Regions from separate parts of the Homo sapiens genome. Here region 1 is linked to region 2. Evidence: chromatin loops called from intact Hi-C (ENCODE). Cell type or tissue: CD14-positive monocyte. All regions are shown on one strand. Each heading gives the region's core, and the rest is flanking DNA. Links, peaks and the distances in the headings are about the cores only.

Region 1 (5,376 bases), core at 193-5,192, 230 kb before region 2:
TATAAAAAGGGGGACAGGCAAAATAGACACTGGGGTATAAAAGTCCTCTGTCACCAGGTGCATTTCTCATGGGAATAAGCATGACTTCACTGACCTATTATGTAGATTTCGTCTTGCCTGGTGTCTGAGGGTGTTCAGTCTGTGTCGTCATGTCAGAACTTAGCTGAAAAACTGAAGACTGAGGGGAGAACAATCTGATGTCCATGCCCTTCACCTAGAGAGGAATGCCCAGAAAGGGGTGGTTGTGGCAGGGAAGGTGAAAGTGCAAGTGCGTGCTCGGGAGAGTAGGGAGAGTATAAAGGGGTATGGAAGCAGGGGAAGGCAGGGACCACTGGCTTTTCACATCTGGACTCTGAAACCACCATCTGATGCAACACTTCTCAGAAGCACCCATGCTAATCACCACCAGCTGACACCCCCAGCCACATCTGCACCACCCCAGCTAATCACTGCCCACAATTGCCTACACCTGTCTTCCCCTCCTGCCCGCCCCTGCCACCTGCCTGCCTGCCACTTTCAGTCCTCACGCTAAATCAATAACAAAGTCCTCTGAGGGCTGCCTAGCTTCTCTGTTGATGCCCCCTCCCCTTAAACCCACTTCCCCTCCTCCCCTCTCCAAGCCTGATCCATCTGCCCAAGCTCAGATCTGCTTCAACAGGACTGGCAGGGTGGCTCTGGTTGCAGACAGCATGGCTCTCCCTGTCCTTAGCAGCTGCCGAAGCTGCAGTTTAAGAATCGCCATGTCTGGAGAAAGTCCATTAAAAGACAGTAGCAATGTATATTGTGCAGTGACCTTCTGGGCATCCAATTCTACCTTGTTAATGATCTCTTTGAAATAGCCAAGGCTGTGGAGGGAGATGTGGTTCCAGAGGTCCCCAGGACTGTGTTGTTAGGACACAGCTGCATTTGCTATGTTTGGGCAACACTCAGGAATCACTCTCCTGCTAATGGGGGCAGGTCCTCAGAGACCCACTCAGCCAATTAAAATACTCTTCAGGAATGTGCTGAATGTCCAGCCACTGGGCAGATCTGTGAATGTTTATCCTGGCAAGGAGAAAGCTAAAGATGTAGCCATCTATTCCATGTGGAGGAGCGAATGTTCCAACGGTGAGTCTCATAGCTGTTTCTCTCCTTAGTCAGGACACTCGGGTGAAAGTGACATATTCCGAACACACCCACTGCCTTAACAGAGGTGATACACAATCCCCTGTTATCCAGCTGTGACTCTACCACCACCCTCCCACTCAAGAAAGCAAACTGAAATGCAAGTAAAGCAAGAGAGACGTTACAATAAGCACTCTTTCGAATTTTCTCTATTTACAAAATCACCTTCTCAGATGTGATGTTTTATTATTGGTAACAAATTACTTGCAGTGTACCTCAAAACAGATGAGGCAAACCAGTGTGTTTTGACAAGTAAGCTAAGAACTGTTGCTAGAGAATACGGAAACCATCAGCTAACCACACTATAAGAAATACGTTGGTGGCAGGATATAAGGAAGAACTTCCAGGTAGTAAGACTTGAGCATTTAATAATAGCTCAGCAAACATTTAATGAGTGCCTGCTTGGTGCCAGGCTCTTTCCTAGGCTTGGGGCATGATTGCTTATTGCAAGAGTAACTGGAATCTGAATATCTTTAACAAAAATGTAGAAAATCATTTAAGGCAGAGATTTGACAGAAAATGGCCTGGGTTGAAGACATTCCCAAGATATTTAATTCCCATTTCCTTCCATTCCTCTCCAAGCTCTTAGGGATGATTTCAGGGCTATAGTCAGGTCTGGGCTATAGAGTATGAGAGTCTAAGAAGCAGCTCTATCATGTGGTTCATAGTCTCACCTGCCTGTACCTGGTCACGAGTTCTGTGAATTCATGGGCTTTGGAGAGGGTGTGAGAAAATGGCTCTTAAACGTGATCTCTCTGTGGAGGAAGGATGCCAGTGCCCTGACCACCATGGCCTTACTAATGGGAACAGTGTTGTCAAGGGTCCTAAATTGGAAGTTAAAAGACATAGATTCTAGCCCCACTAGAGCATAATAATTTTAGGAAGATATTAAGGGTCCAAGGCCTCAGATATCCACCCAACAACAAGGGGCTTCAAGCCACGATGTTGAAGTACATTGCTGTTAAAACACAGATGCCTGGAAGCTGGAGAATACCATTACCCTAACTCTCCATGGGGAAATCTGACACTGTACCATTCTATTCCGTCCTCACATGTTATGACAAAGTTCTGTCCATTATTTTTAAACCATGAGCATACCTCCAAGCCCACTACCCTTCTGTGATACAGTCTCTGAACTTTCCAAACTCCCACTCCCTCACATTTAATCATCCAGTTATTCTCCCATTCCAGAACTCTCCTTAATCTCCCAGATTAAGGAGAGGAGCATGTCCTTTCTGGCCTCATTTGTCTCCCTGAGACTGTGCCCCTGGCCAGTCATTTCACCTGCCCTCAGCCAGTCTGGAAGTTCCCACTCTCCTGACCAATGAGTCCCTTGGTGCCAGAACCCAAACACAGCCCAGGTTCAACCTGCTGCCCTAGCAAACACTGCAGGAGAAAAAAAGTCATGGGCCCACCCACAATCCATAAGGTGAGCTGGGCTACCATCTCTTCGGGAACCATTTCCTTAGCTTTAACTGACCTCCCCATCAGAGTTCTTCCAAACCATCCTCATTTTCCTCAGTCTCTCCAATCTGCTGCTATCCCACACCCTTACTGTGTGAGTTGGCTAGGGCTGCTGTAACAAATACTAGACTGAGTGCCTTAAGCAACAGAAATTTACTTCCTCACAGTTCTAGAGGCTAGAAGTCCAAGATCAAGGTGTTGGCAGAGCTCGTTTCTTCCAAGGGCTCTCTCTTTGTCTAACAGATGGCTGCCTTCTCCTAATGCATGTCTGTGTCCTAATGTCCTCTTCTTATAGGGAGTCCTATTAGATTAAAGCTCACTCACTCATATGCCCTATTTTACGTCAATTTCCTTGTTAAAGGCTCTGTCTCCAAATACAGTCACATTCTGAAGTACTGGGGGTTAGGACTTCAACATATAAATTTGGCAGGGGAGGGATGCAATGTAGCCCATACTACGTACCCTTAAATGACAACCTTGCTTTCTGTTTATTGGAAGACAAGAGCCATCTGATTTACCTTCCCCAGTTGCCCTGCTCTTTGCTCCAATGATTCCCAAATTTTCAGATGGCCTTTCTTTTCCCCTCTCAGCTCCAAGTTAGTTTGAGTAATAGCTTTTCTGGAAAGCTTTACTTAGCCCTTGGAGCAGAGTAAAACATTTCTTCCTCTGCAGTGTCATTGTATTTTGCTTCCAAAATAAAGAAAACTAAGCTCTCTGGAAGGCCTACTATGTGCTCATCACTGTGCTGGGCACATTAGCACAATGTTCTTGTGTGATTATTGTAGCAACCCAGGAGAGTGGTGGTTAAAGCTAAGAAAACTGAAGCCCTGGGAATTTACCTTCTCCTGAGTCTCTCAGTAGGTATGTGGGCAGAGGCACTATTCAAAATACCACAAATGTTTCTATCCTAAAATCTAACAATTTTCTAGTGATTCTTTCTACCTCCTTCTCTCCTAGAGGGGAGTGGCCATAACTTGCCCTTTCTTTATGCAAAGTGCCCTGCCACAGAGGAACCTAGCCCATGCCCCTTGAATGGGTGAATGAATGAATCTTCTTTATTAAAACTAAATTTAGGAAAGTCATGTTCTTGATCCCTTCTCCTCTGAGTCCTTCTCCAGACATTTTCCCCACCATCTTGCATCTTTAACATCTTCCTTCCCACTGACTAATTCTCTCCACCTTGGATACATCTTCTCTATTTCTCTTTTACTCTTAATACTTCTCCATGCCTTGATACCTCAAGCTATCGGACTATCACTTTACCTCTCTTTCCCCTCAATATAATTGAGAGAGAAGCCCTTCTCTCTGGAGATGCTACTTCAGATGGTCTATTGTGAGATGTTGGTATTTTTTAAAGCCACCCAAAGAGCCAGGTTTAGGGACCTCCAATCCATGCTCTGGGCCTCCACTTCCTTACCTCATTGACACTTGCAACTGGCTTTCACTGTCACCAACAAAATCGCTCTTGCAAGGTTTTCAAAGACTTTCTAAATGCCACATCCTCCTTGGGCCTCTGCAGCATTCATCTCAGATGGTCACTCTCAGGATCCCTTCACTTTTACCACAACCATCTCTCTGCCCTTCTTATTCTCCGTCTACTGCATTAGTTGCTTGTTCTCTTCCCACCTACCAGATGGAAAATTCTCCAAGGTCTGATTTTCTTCCCTTCTCTCTTTTTTCTCCATATTCTTTCCCCTAGACAATTGTATTTACTTCCCTAATTTCAATTACCTTGTCCGTGTAGATGATTTAGAAATAAATATCTCAAACCCCAGCATCTCTCTAGAGTTCTGGACTCAATTACCTTTGTTTTTGGAAGAGCTCCACCTGTATGTCTGTCCTGGGTTCTCCCAAAAGCAAAACTTGAGGCAAGAAATGAGTGCAGGTAGTTCATATGGGAGGTGATCCCAGCATGTAACAGTGATTGAGCAGGGAGAATTAGTCAGGAGCAGGAAGCACTGATGTGAGAAACATCATCAGGATCAGTGCTGTGGGCAATGGAGCCTCCATTCCACTGGGACCTCCTGAGAAGTTGACAGATGCTTTCAATTGTTCTTCTGAAGGACTGAAGGTTCAGCATTGATCCCATTCTCCATTAGCTGGGAGTCTCCCAGGGCATTATCTCCCCTACACTCAAGCTATTCTGTGGTCAGTCCAAGCAATCTCCTAGGTTTTGAAGAGGGTCCTAGTGCACAATGTGGAAAGAAGCACAGAAAGCCCGCAAGGTGGGATGCAGGTCAAGAGCTGGGTGAGTCTGAGGCCTTGTGGGACTCTCCACTACAGCTGTGCTGCAGACAGAGGTGGATCAAAGGGAGATTGACACCATCAGCATCCTTTCTCCAAAGTCAGCTCAACCAAATATTAAAGCACAAAGCTGCAATGACTTCTGACTCTTCACCCCTCATCTTAGTGTGTAGTTATTAGAACCATGTCCTATTTATTCCAATCAGACTTGCTCTCCAGCATTGTCCCCTCATGGATTTCTCATGATTGCCTCAGCACGAGCTTTTAATTGCCATCTTCTGGACTCGTATCTATTAACTTTTATCTCTACTGTCTATCTTGCCCCCTTCCAAACTACCTTACACATAGATGCAAGATTATTCTTCCCAAAGATGTTTAAGCATCATAAACTGCTAAGAAATCTTCCATGGTTCCCAATGGATGGCCAAAATGTGTCTAACATTCTTAACCTGGCATCTGATACCCTCTTTGTTCTGCCACTGTTTCATCAGGGCAAAAGTGTTA
Region 2 (5,376 bases), core at 208-5,207:
GCAGGCCTCTGGCCACCAGCCCTTTGGCCTCCACTAGGTCAAAGAAAGGGCCATTTGGTCTTCTTTCCCACTCAATCACTGTGCCCTACAGAGGTGACGGTCCACCACTCCATGATGTTTCTGTGCAAGAGTTGCTCCACAAACCCAGGCCAGCTGCAGCATGGGCCCTATCAGGTGTTTCCGAGGGATCTTCCTCTTTCCCGATTCCCCCCTCCTGTATGACTGGAGGAGAGCAGGCTGGGCACGCAGGCCCTCAGCGGGACGTAATAGCAGATGTGTGCAGTGCATACGGTTCCCGGCACATTCGTTTGATCTGTGTCCAGGTTCTCTTAGACATTTGCTTCTAAGCCGACAGCTGAACATAAAAGCAGTCCCAAGTGGCTGTTTTCAGGTCTTCAACATTGGTTAGCCGCAGTTGGGAAATCTTCTTCCCCGTGCCCCTGAGTGAATTATCACGTTATCGAGTCGGAGCTTCGGGGTGGCCAAGCCGGAGCTCCGCCGCTCCTCCTCTGATAATCCATCACCCACCGAGTGGGTTATTAAGACATTCTCTGCCTGGGCGTGTGCATCAATCTGCGGCTCAACCATCCTCCCAAGGGAGCACGCTGGAGGGGTTCCTGGAATTCCCATCCCCCAGATGTTTGAGCCACACAACCCTCGCCACTTCCTCAGCCCACCAAGGGGTCCTGTGTCTGATCACCAGTCCATCTTCATCCCCTATGTACCCCCTCCCCACCATTGCCCCCTGCACCCATCCTAGCCATTCAAGTAACAATTTCTTCCAACACTAGCCCTCCTGAGCACGCACTCATAGGAAAGCCCACCCCCCTCCGACCCCATCTTCTCCTTGTCCCTCTGCAACCAGGTCACCCCTGCTGCCCTCAGCCTCTGGGCAGAGGGGAAGATTAGATTGCACATGAATAAGCAATATTCACTTGGCGCTGACAGCCTAGAGTAAATCCCTTGAGCTGTTGTACAGGAGCAGTACAATATTTCCCATCTCCTCTTCCCTCCATCGCCTCCCCCCATCTCCTATTTCACTTAAGGGCCTTTTTTTTTTTTTTTTTTTTTTTTTTACTGGGATGTACTTGCACGTGGGTGACTATATTAGAACAACACCATCAACACACAGCATTTACAGCAAACAGATCCCTGGGAGCAGTCACCTGATTAACAATGAGGAAAGATACTCGAGGAGTGTGTTTCCTATTTTGCCTTCCCTTCTACTGGGAGGAGGAAAGAGGTCTTTTGCTTCCCACATAAGCTCCAGGCCCTGCTGGGTCACTAAGCCCACCTGTGGAAGGAAAACCCTCCCAGGGGCTTCGAAGAGCCTGCCTTTCAGAAAGATCTGGAGAAGTGAGGTACCCCTCAAGAAGGGAAGGTGACCGCCACTTTTACCTAGCTCAGGGCGGATACTCAGAAACGCTGGGCAAGTAAAATCCCGCCCCACTACCTAGCAGCTGTGTTCCCTTAGGTGAGGCACTTCATCACGCCCCTGCCTTACTTTCCTCACCTGCTAAATGGGAATTAATGCCCTTGAGTAAGATGCTGGTCACAAATGTTTAGAACCGTGCCTGACACATGCAGTCAATACTCATGAACTGTTTTTGTTCTCCTTTCATCTGCCACCTCCACTCCCCATACCAGGCCAGATTCCAACAGTTACGCCAGGAACAGCAAAAAGGGACGTTTTATTTATTTTGTTGTCTTTGACAAAGACGTGCACCCGACCCCTCTCAATGGTTCTTCCTCAGGCCTGGGAAATGCCCATTAAACTTATTTGTCTCTAGTGCATGATAAGTAAGTGATCAATCAAGAGAAGAAGGGGGCAGGAAAGAAAGGGGAAAATGAAAAGAGGAAAGAGGGGAGGAGGGGGCGAGAAAGAGAGAGGACGAAAAGTCAGGAAGGAGAGAAAAAAAAAAAATGAGGCGAAACCGTGGAAGAGATTACCACAAAATCAGCCTGTTCAAAACAAAACTGATCCTACATCTCCTCCCCCGCCCCCACCCCACCCCGCCCAGCCCCAGCATGTCTGCCCGTGACTTCCCTGTTTCTATCAGTGGTGTTACCATTTTCCGTTGTCTGAGGCTTAAAACCTCAGGGTCATCTTCACCTCTTCCCCATTTCTTGTTCCCCTTATTCATTCACTGACTCGTCATAGTAACTCTTCATCATCTTTCTCAGGTACTTCTTTTTTTTTCATTTTCTGGCCACCCTCACTGTTGTTCAGGGCCTCATCATCTCCCATCCCCATGCATTTGGTCTTCCTGCTTCTAATCTGTGTCCCTACCACCCACTTTGCTCGATGCATCCAGACGAATCTTCTCAAAGCGCCATTCTCGTCATACGGTTTTCCGTTTCGAAAATCAACAGTGCTTTCCCTCTCCTATGAGCCCCTCACACCATCCCAGCCTCTTTCTCCACCTCGCCTCTGCACAGACCCTCTCCTCCAGTCTGACTTCTCTTCTCTTTGTTCAGGACACAGAAAGTGCATTTCCATCATGATGAATTTTGGGTAGATGCTCAACCTGCACCGTCTGACATAGTAGCCACAAGCCACAGGCGGCTACTGAGCACTTGAAATGTGCCTAGCACTACTGAGAAAGTGAAATTTTAATTTTATTTAATTTAAATTAAAAATTGAAAGCAGTGGCCGGGCACGGTGGCTCACGCCTGTAATCCCAGCACTTTGGGAGGTGGAGGCGGGAGGATCACAAGGTCAGGAGATAGATACCATCCTGGCTAACACGGTGAAACCCCGTCTCTACTAAAAAATACAAAAAAAATTAGCTGGGCGTGGTGGCGGGTGCCTGTAGTCCCAGCTACTCGGGAGGCTGAGGCAGAAGAATGGCGTGAACCCAGGAGGCGGAGCTTGCAGTGAGCTGAGATCGTGCCACTGCACACCAGCCTGGGTGACAGAGCGAGACTGTCTCAAAAAAAAAAAAAAAAAAAATTGAAAGCGGTGTAAACTATTTTTGTATTCAACACAGCTTTATTGTTTTGATAGAACCACATTTCACTTTAACCATCACATCCCATAAAATGTTATTGCTATGCTATAGTACATGTGTTGGGGAACATGTGTCATTTCTAGTATTAAAAACACATCACTGGCAATATCAGTATCAATGAATTGATTCTGTTTGAATGATTTTTTTCTATGCACTGAAGTACCATTGTAATGTGATTATTTATGTAGACAGCCTGTGTTACAGGGATACCTGTTTCTTTTAATTTTTTAATATGCCCACTAGACTATGTAAAATGTAAATGAGCCTGCATTGTAGTGCTAGTGGATCACTCTATTGGCTTGGGTGATGGGACACTGGGACTTATTAGCAAGGGAGGCAGGAAACAGCTCCCTAGAGCTGCTCATGGCAATGTCCAGATTGAGATGGTCCTGCCAGGGGCATCTAGAAACCAACAGTTTGAGGCACCCTGTGCTCAGGTGCTTAAGGCACTCTTAAGCACATTGCAGAAGGCTGCAGTCCATGGTGGGCAGGAGGCTTGGCTTGGGAATCCAGCTAAGGCTGAACTGGCATCCACCTCTGTCAACCTGATGAGTGATTCTGGGCCTCAGTTTTCCTGCCTGCTAAACTGAAAACAAGCTCAGAAGGTTGTTGGGAGGAATGCATAAGATAATTCTCTTAGCATGGTATTTGCAGATAATGAGTGCTCAATAATCATTAGCTATCAGTCTATTGGATTTAATGCAATAGAGGCAGGAGGTGTATAAAATTACTTCTGGAGGCCCGTTGTTTCCACTTTTCTCTGATTTGCAGTCACATGATGGCTGTGGAGGATGACCTTTTGACTCACAGAGATGAGGTCCATTGCAGCACTAAAATCAGCTCATAGGGAAGTATTTTTTTACCCACAGACTCAGCATGAAATGTGTTCTCAAATGTCCGTCGACTAACCACAATGACCTGCCCTTGCAAATCTCCCATGATCAGCTCTGAGCTCCACCTCCAGCCTCTCTGGGATGGGGTTGGGGGTGGGCTCTATTTCTATGCAGCTACTGGGTACTTCAAACTGAACGTTTGTGTGCCCCAAAAATTTATATGCTGAAATTCTAACCCCCAATGTGATGGTATTAGGAGATGGGGGCTTTGGGGGGTGATTAAGTCATGAGGTCAGTGCCCTGATGAGTGGGATTAGTGCCCTTCTAACAGAGGCCCTGGAGAGCTCACTCTCCCTGTCCACTCTATGAGGACAGAGAGAAGGCAGCTGTCTGTGAACCCAGAAGCAGCCCTCCTCAGACACTGAATCTGCCAGCACCTTGATCTTGGATGTTCCAGCTTCCAGAACTATAAAAAAAACAAATTTCTGTTGTTTAAAAGCTACCCAGTCTATGTTTTTGTTACAGCAACCTGAATAGATTAAGACACTGGATTTGCCAAAAAAAAAATAATACTCAGTATGCCTGGCCCTCCTCCCAAAAACTCACCTCCAGGTTCTCTCAGGGTTGACTGAGTTCTCAAGCTACAAATCACCAGGACTGTGGTATAGGAAACTCTCCAGAGAAGCTCCAAAAGAAAGCCTCTACCCTTATTTCCACCTAGCTCTTTACCAAATTTAGAGGGTGAGCTGATCCCTGGCACTACCCAGGCAGACCATCTCATGACTTAGAAATATCCCCTAATGTCCTGCCAGGCAGGAGGAAAGGAAGTAGCTTTACAGCTTGAGTCACTGGAGCACAAGTCCTCTCCCAGCACTTCTTAGTAAAGGAAAGGACAATGCTTTCAGACAACACTGGAAGAAACAACAAAGCAGAAACCAATTCCAAGTTCTCTGCAATGTTCTGGACCCAGAGCCAAAGACAAAGCTAGGGAGGCTTGGATTTAGGACCTAGAGATGCAGCAGAGTATCTTAAAGGGCAAGAGAGTAAAGCGTTGCAGCATGGTGGCAAATGAACTCACACAGGAGCCCATGCTGTCATTAAAGTTACTGGTTGGCCTGTTAGGGTTCTTTCCTATCTGTTTCTAATGTGACTCTGTGAGTGGATTAAGGACTCTGGAAAAGATTGCTGGAGGCCAGTAAATACCTCCATTTCCCAAGGCAAGTGTTGCAGGGAGCTGTTAAAGGGTCTTAGAGGAAAGTAATATCAGGACAACTTTTCGTGGTAAGTAACTTATACTCTTTTATTTTTTGAGACAGGGTCTCACTCTGTCACCCAGGCTGGAGTGCCCTGCAGCCTTCACCTCCCAGGTTCAAGCGATCCACCTGCCCCAACCTCCTGAGTAGCTGGGTAGCTGGGATTACAGGCATGCATTACCACACCCGGCTTATGCTTTTTTAATGAAAGGAAAAAAAGAAGGAATTAATTTATTCATGTATTTATTTATTTTATTTTTTTCTGTACTGGAAACAAGG

Evidence for each region. Peaks named below come from ENCODE experiments on the same cell type or tissue, not always from the same donor. Only the 100,000 strongest peaks of a DNase experiment are listed, where the experiment ranks them.
Region 1: a loop joins it to region 2, with 6 times the contacts of the local background. A loop is called at or near these places in 1 of 110 quality-filtered maps.

The regions. Positions count from the first base shown.
Region 1 is chr11:115,934,956-115,940,331 of GRCh38, reverse strand. All of the region lies in intron 4 of LINC02703 (long intergenic non-protein coding RNA 2703), which reads right to left. Among named protein-coding and RNA genes, the nearest start is that of LINC02703, 18 kb to the right of the region's middle. In CD14-positive monocyte, for the core only: no CTCF peak of the experiment used is centred there; no DNase peak of the experiment used is centred there; H3K27me3 peaks cover 1,164 bases.
Region 2 is chr11:115,706,212-115,711,587 of GRCh38, reverse strand. The region is part of intron 2 of LINC02698 (long intergenic non-protein coding RNA 2698); the gene reads right to left. Among named protein-coding and RNA genes, the nearest start is that of LINC02698, 50 kb to the right of the region's middle. In CD14-positive monocyte, for the core only: no CTCF peak of the experiment used is centred there; DNase peaks (open chromatin) are centred at 1,597, 2,097, 3,857 and 4,647; H3K4me3 peaks cover 2,225 bases; H3K27ac peaks cover 4,241 bases; H3K27me3 peaks cover 15 bases.